Linked DNA regions of Homo sapiens: region 1 is linked to region 2. A link is an interaction called in ENCODE POLR2A ChIA-PET data of the cell type or tissue named here. Cell type or tissue: PC-9. All regions are shown on one strand. Each heading gives the region's core, and the rest is flanking DNA. Links, peaks and the distances in the headings are about the cores only. Region 1 overlaps USP20 (ubiquitin specific peptidase 20). Region 2 overlaps GPR107 (G protein-coupled receptor 107).

Region 1 (2,881 bases), core at 382-2,881, 210 kb before region 2:
CCTACCTCAGCCTCTTGAGTAGCTGGGACTACAGGCATGCACCAGCATCCCAGCTAATAATACATCTTAGTATGTCTGTAGTACAATCAGTAAACTGACATTGGCATAATCCATGGAGCTTATTCAGATTTCACTAGTTCTGTAGGCACTCATGTGTGTTCAGTTATTTGCACTTTTAACACACGTGTAGATCCATGTAACCACCCCACACTCAAGATACAGAGCTGTTCATCTTCACCAAGGTGCTCCCTTGAGGGAAGCATTTATTTTCTAAGACAGATATCTTTTTATACCCCTGATTTAAAAGGGAAAGAAACGCAGGAGAATGTTGGGAAAGATGTTTGCTACTTGTTATCAGTGATTTATTTTACTTTGTGCTTTCTTGTTTGAGTTTTGTTTTTATAATGAACGTGTATCAGTTAGACAGAAGCAACAGAGCTTTTTTTTTTTCCATCTCTTGAAACCCATCACCCAGCTGCACCACTGCTGATGTTTTGGCAAACACAGACTGCTTTCTAGGTTGTTCTCCTGCCTTTCTCTCTGACTTTCTCCCTGCTCTCAGAAGACGTTCTCTGGAGGCAGTGCTGCATGGCCTGCTCCCATGGTGGTCTGGTGTTCAAACCTCACTCCGCAGGGGGCTCCCACAAGACGTGGGATAAGTGGTCTGCCAGCACTTGGCCTCCAGAGGCTCTTGAGAAGACCTATGTCAACATCTGCTGCTTGCCTTTTTGAAACCCAGCCTTTCTACACTGCCGCCTTCTCTGCCTGTATCCTTGGACGGACATGGATTTGGCCTCCTCTAACAAAACATCTGTGGTTTTAGATTGTCTGGTGTGCAGCTCCCTGCATGCATGCAGGACTCCCATGTCTTCCCTACCAATAATTCTGATCACTACACCTGTCACCTGCCATGGGCTTTCCCTACATCAGGGACTACACCAGGCATTTGACAGACATTGTCTCCGTGACCTAGGAGCGACCCACTGGGGCAACTGTTATCTTCTTAGACAAGGAAAGTGATGCTCAGAGAGGTTAAGCAACTTCCCTGCGTTACCAGCTGGTTTGTGGCAGACCAGGACTCAAGGCCAAAGTCATGTACTTAACCACTCACCTCCCCACCTCCTGCCAACACTGGCTGCCATTAACCCGGGATTGCTTGTGTCTTCTCATAGGTGAGCCCAGGCCAGGATGGGGGACTCCAGGGACCTTTGCCCTCACCTTGACTCCATAGGAGAGGTGACCAAAGAGGACTTGCTGCTCAAATCTAAGGTAAAGGGTCAGACCTTACGGGGCCAGGGCCCACACCCAGGGCTGCCTCTTTCCTGGGGTGTGGACATTTCTGAAGCAGTGGAAAAACTGGTTCCCTGACAGTCTCTGCTCAGCTTTCTGTGTAAATGGAAATGCTGGCATCTGCTTGGGAGGCCGCCTTCCGGAGGCTCTGTCCTAATAGCCATTAATTATAGTTTAGACAAGGCCATTTGGGAACCACTAATGCTCTCTGTCCATTAGCTGTTGGGGCGGTGCACAGAGCCTCTCCAAGGCAGGGAATGAATGCTGCTTTCCAAGTTCAGGAGCGTTTTTACACAGGTGGCTCCAGGAGGGCTCAGGGAAGCCTGAGCAGGAAGCTGGGCCTCTTCTCAGAGTAGGAGGATGTGTTGCCATCCTTTTGGTGTTGTGAAATGAAAATTTTTGAAAAGGTAATACTTGAACAGGGTTACAAATGAAACAGGACAAAAAGATAAATGTCAAGAAGTCCTTCTCTCACCCCTGTGCCCACCCTCCCCAGCCCACCCCCGGGTAAGCACTTATTCTCTTTTGTATCTTTTCAGTTTCTTTATGTGAATACAAGCAGATAAACTCATTTTAAGTTTTGCCCTTTCTTACATAAAAGATGGTATACGATCCTCTCTGTTTTGTAACTTGCTTTATTCACATGACAGTGTATCTTGGAGCTCTTTGGACATCAGTGCATAGAGACAGCTTTCACATTTGTTACCTTGAAGCTGCATCATATTTCATCATGTGGCCACAGTGACTGATGCTCTCTGGGTGGACACCTGGACCCTTTGCAGCCTCTTGCCGATACACATGATGCTGCGATGAATGGCCTTGTAGAAAAGTCATTGCATCCATGGGCAGAGCTGCATGCAGGCATGTTCCCAGGAGTGGGATTCCTGGGCATATTGGCACCTAATGCTGGTCGCCTGGCCTCGCTGCACCAGCAGGTCCTTGGTGGCCTTTGGCCTGAGCTGGTTTTGTCATGGGGCCTGGCATGGGAGCAGTTCTTCATAGTGCCTATAGCTGCTTTTGAAGTGACTTTGCCTCTTGCAGCATGAAGTGGGGCAGAGTGAGGCCCGGATGTGTTTGCACTGTCTGGTGCTGGGTTTCTCTCCACTTCTTAGGGAATCTGAGAGCAGGGGGGGGATGAAGCAGGTGGCAGAAGAGAGGTGGAGCACAGGAAGGTTTGCACTGGGCCTGGCAGCCGTTCAGAAGCCTGTTAGTGCCTCTAGATCAGAGACTGGGCTTGTCTGGGGTGCTCTGGGGCTGTGTGTCAGAGATCACAACTTCAGCTCCTCTTTGGGTATCCAGAAAGTTACAAAATAAAACCAACACCGTTCTAAAATACTCAGAAAGAGCAAGGATATGAGCAGGTCCTTCCCAGTAAAAGAGGTAGAAATGACAAGAAACTTTCTGAAAAAGATGGCTGACTTCACTCTCATTCTTATGGATATTGCTAATGAAATAGGATGATACCATTTTGCAGATGGGCGGAAAGAGACTGATCCCATTCATAGCTGACAGTTATGGAGAAAATGGGCCACTCACGTTGTGGTAGGGCTAGGAATTACCGTAACTTTTAGGGAAACAATTCTGCTTCTGG
Region 2 (2,910 bases), core at 128-2,627:
TGTAGTATAATAAAATATTTGATTGCTGGGGTTTCTTAATAAAACAGCCCTGGGAAATTCCAGTGATTGCTTTGTCTTTTTTTTTCTTTTTCCTTTGTATTGCTTCCCTTTACTACTACTGTATAGATTTTTTTCTTCATGGAGTTTATTCTTTTTTTTTTTTTTTTGAGGGTCATACTCTGTCACCCAGGCTGGAATGCAGTGGCACGATCTCGGCTCACTGCAGCCTCTATCTCCCAGATTCAAGTGAATCTCTTGCCTCAGCCTCCCAAGTAGCTGGGACTACAGGCATGCGGCACCATGCCCAGCTAATTTTTGTATTTTTAGTAGAGACGGGGTTACACCATGCTGGCCAGACGGGTCTCGAACTCCTGACCTCAGGTTAGGGAGGGTTTGGGAGGCCTTGGCCTCACAAAGTGCTGGGATTACAAGTGTGAGCCACTGCGCCCAGCCAGGGTTTATTCTTTTTGTAACTAATAAAAAGTAGGTGTCAAGAAATTGTATCTGAACTATAAAATAGCTTTTCTTTTTTTTTTTTTTTTTTTTTTTGAGACGGAGTCTCGCTCTGTCGCCCAGGCCGGACTGCGGACTGCAGTGGCGCAATCTCGGCTCACTGCAAGCTCCGCTTCCCGGGTTCACGCCATTCTCCTGCCTCAGCCTCCCGAGTAGCTGGGACTACAGGCGCCCGCCACCGCGCCCGGCTAATTTTTTGTATTTTTTTTAGTAGAGACGGGGTTTCACCTTGTTAGCCAGGATGGTCTCGATCTCCTGACCTCATGATCCACCCGCCTCGGCCTCCCAAAGTGCTGGGATTACAGGCGTGAGCCACCGCGCCCGGCCAAAATAGCTTTTCTTTATCCCTTTCTACATCTGTTTAGTTGCAGAATAACAAAAATATGGGTCATGTAATTAGGCACTAGGACATTTCAGGGTAAATGAGTAAGAGGATGGATCTGTATGTGTTGGGTTGACTAGTGCCCCCACAAGTTCATGTCTGCTTGGAACCTCAGAATGTAACCTTATTTGGAATAGTGTCTTTGCAGTTAACATTAGGTCATATGCGGTTAGGGTGGGCCCTATTTTCAGTGTGCCAGGTGCCATTATAACAAGTGGAGAGGGCGCAGAGGCACACACAGAGGGAAGAAGGCGATGTGATGGTGGAGGCAGAGCCTAGAGTGAGGCAGCTGCAAACCAAGAATGTTAAGAATCCTGGTAATCACCAGGAGCTTGAAAGAGGCAAGGAAGGATTCTTCTCCAGAGCCTTTAGAGGGACTGTGGCCCTGCTGACGCCTTGATTTTGGACTTGTAGCCTCCAGAACTGTGAGAGAACAAACTTCTGTGGTTGTAAGCTACCCAGTGTGTGGCTATTTGTTACAGCAGCCTTAGAAAGAGAATGCAATATATACCAATAACCTCACCCCAAAGCTCTAACTTCATAGGAACGTGTTATTACTTTATTTTTGAGTAATAACTTTCAGAGAACATGTTTAGCCATTAAGTGATATTCGCAGCCGGGCACGGTGGCTCATGCCTATAATCCCAGCACTTTGGGAGGCCGAGGTGGGCAATCACCTGAGGTCAGGAGTTCGAGACCAGCCTGGCCAACATGGTGAAACCCCGTCTCTACTAAAAATACAAAATATTAGCTGGGCGTGGATCCCCAGCTTCTTGGGAGGCTGAGGCAGGAGAATCGCTTGAACCCAGGAGGCAAAGGTTACAGTGAGCCGAGATCGCACCATTGCACTCCAGCCTGGACAACAAGAGTGAAACTCCATCTCAAAAACATAATAATAATAAATAAAAACCCATTAAGTGATGTTTGTAGGCCTGGTGCGGTGGCTCATGCCTGTAATCCCAGCACTTAGGGAGGCCGCAACGGGCACCTCACTTGAGGTCAAAAGTTAAAGACCAGCCTGGCCAGTATGGTGGAACCCCATCTCTACCAAAAAATGCAAAAATTAGCCCGGCGTGGTGGCAGGTGTCTCTAGTCCCAGCTACTTGGGAGGCTGAGGCAGGAGAATCACTTGAACCCAGGAGGTGGAGGTTGCAGTGAACCAAGATGGTGCCCCTGCCCTCCAGCCTGGGTGACAGAGTGAGACCCTGTCTCAAAAAAAAAAAAAAAAAAAAAAAGTGATGTTTGTAAGTAAGTAAATCAAATCCTTCTTTGCACAAATACTGTAGAATCGGTGCCAGTCGATCAGGACCCACCTGATTACACCAGCTTTATGCAGTGGATCTTTCCTAATCCATTGGCTGCAGCCTCACTTTACATACTGCTTTGTGAATTCTGAGTAGGGAGGGATGCATTTATTCACTCCCCCCCAAAAGTATCTGGAAAGTTTTGGGAAATTAAAAGGATTTTCCTGGCCGGGCTTGGTGACTCATGCCTGTAATCTCAGCATTTTGGGAGACCAAGGCGGGTGGATCACCTGAAGTTCAAGACCAGCCTGGCCAACATGGTGAAACCCTGTCTCTACTAAAAATACAAATTTATCTGGGTGTGGTGGTGTGCACCTGTAATCCCAGCTACTTGGGAGGATGAGGCAGGAGAATCGCTTGAACCCGGGAGGCAGAGGTTGCAGTGAGCTGAAATTGCGCCACTGCACTCCAGCCTGGGCAATAAGAGTGAAACTCTGTCCCAAGAAAAATAAAAATAAAAATAAATTTAAAAAGAATAAAAGAGGATTTTCCTCATCTCGTTCCCATTGATTATTATGATTGCGCATTGATGATGATGATGGTGATGATGACGACGATGATGATGATTGTGCCTCATCTCGGGCCCATTGATTATTAGCTGCTCCATTCTGGTAAATCTCAAACCTTTCCTAGGCATGCCTCCAAAACTATGATCAGTATGAAAAATTAATGTTTGCTGCAACTGGGCGCATGTCCATCCGTAGGTTAGCC

Evidence for each region. ChIA-PET counts read pairs that join two places held together with the same protein. Peaks named below come from ENCODE experiments on the same cell type or tissue, not always from the same donor. Only the 100,000 strongest peaks of a DNase experiment are listed, where the experiment ranks them.
Region 1: POLR2A ChIA-PET joins it to region 2 with 43 read pairs; 7 of 35 experiments call an interaction of 5 or more read pairs at or near these places.

The regions. Positions count from the first base shown.
Region 1 is chr9:129,851,368-129,854,248 of GRCh38, forward strand. USP20 (ubiquitin specific peptidase 20) reads left to right here. Exons shown (of 26, transcript NM_001110303.4): 3 at 1,173-1,269. The coding sequence starts at 1,189. Among named protein-coding and RNA genes, the nearest start is that of MIR6855, 17 kb to the right of the region's middle. In PC-9, for the core only: no CTCF peak of the experiment used is centred there; a DNase peak (open chromatin) is centred at 1,384; H3K27ac peaks cover 1,130 bases.
Region 2 is chr9:130,063,660-130,066,569 of GRCh38, forward strand. All of the region lies in intron 1 of GPR107 (G protein-coupled receptor 107), which reads left to right. Among named protein-coding and RNA genes, the nearest start is that of GPR107, 11 kb to the left of the region's middle. In PC-9, for the core only: no CTCF peak of the experiment used is centred there; no DNase peak of the experiment used is centred there.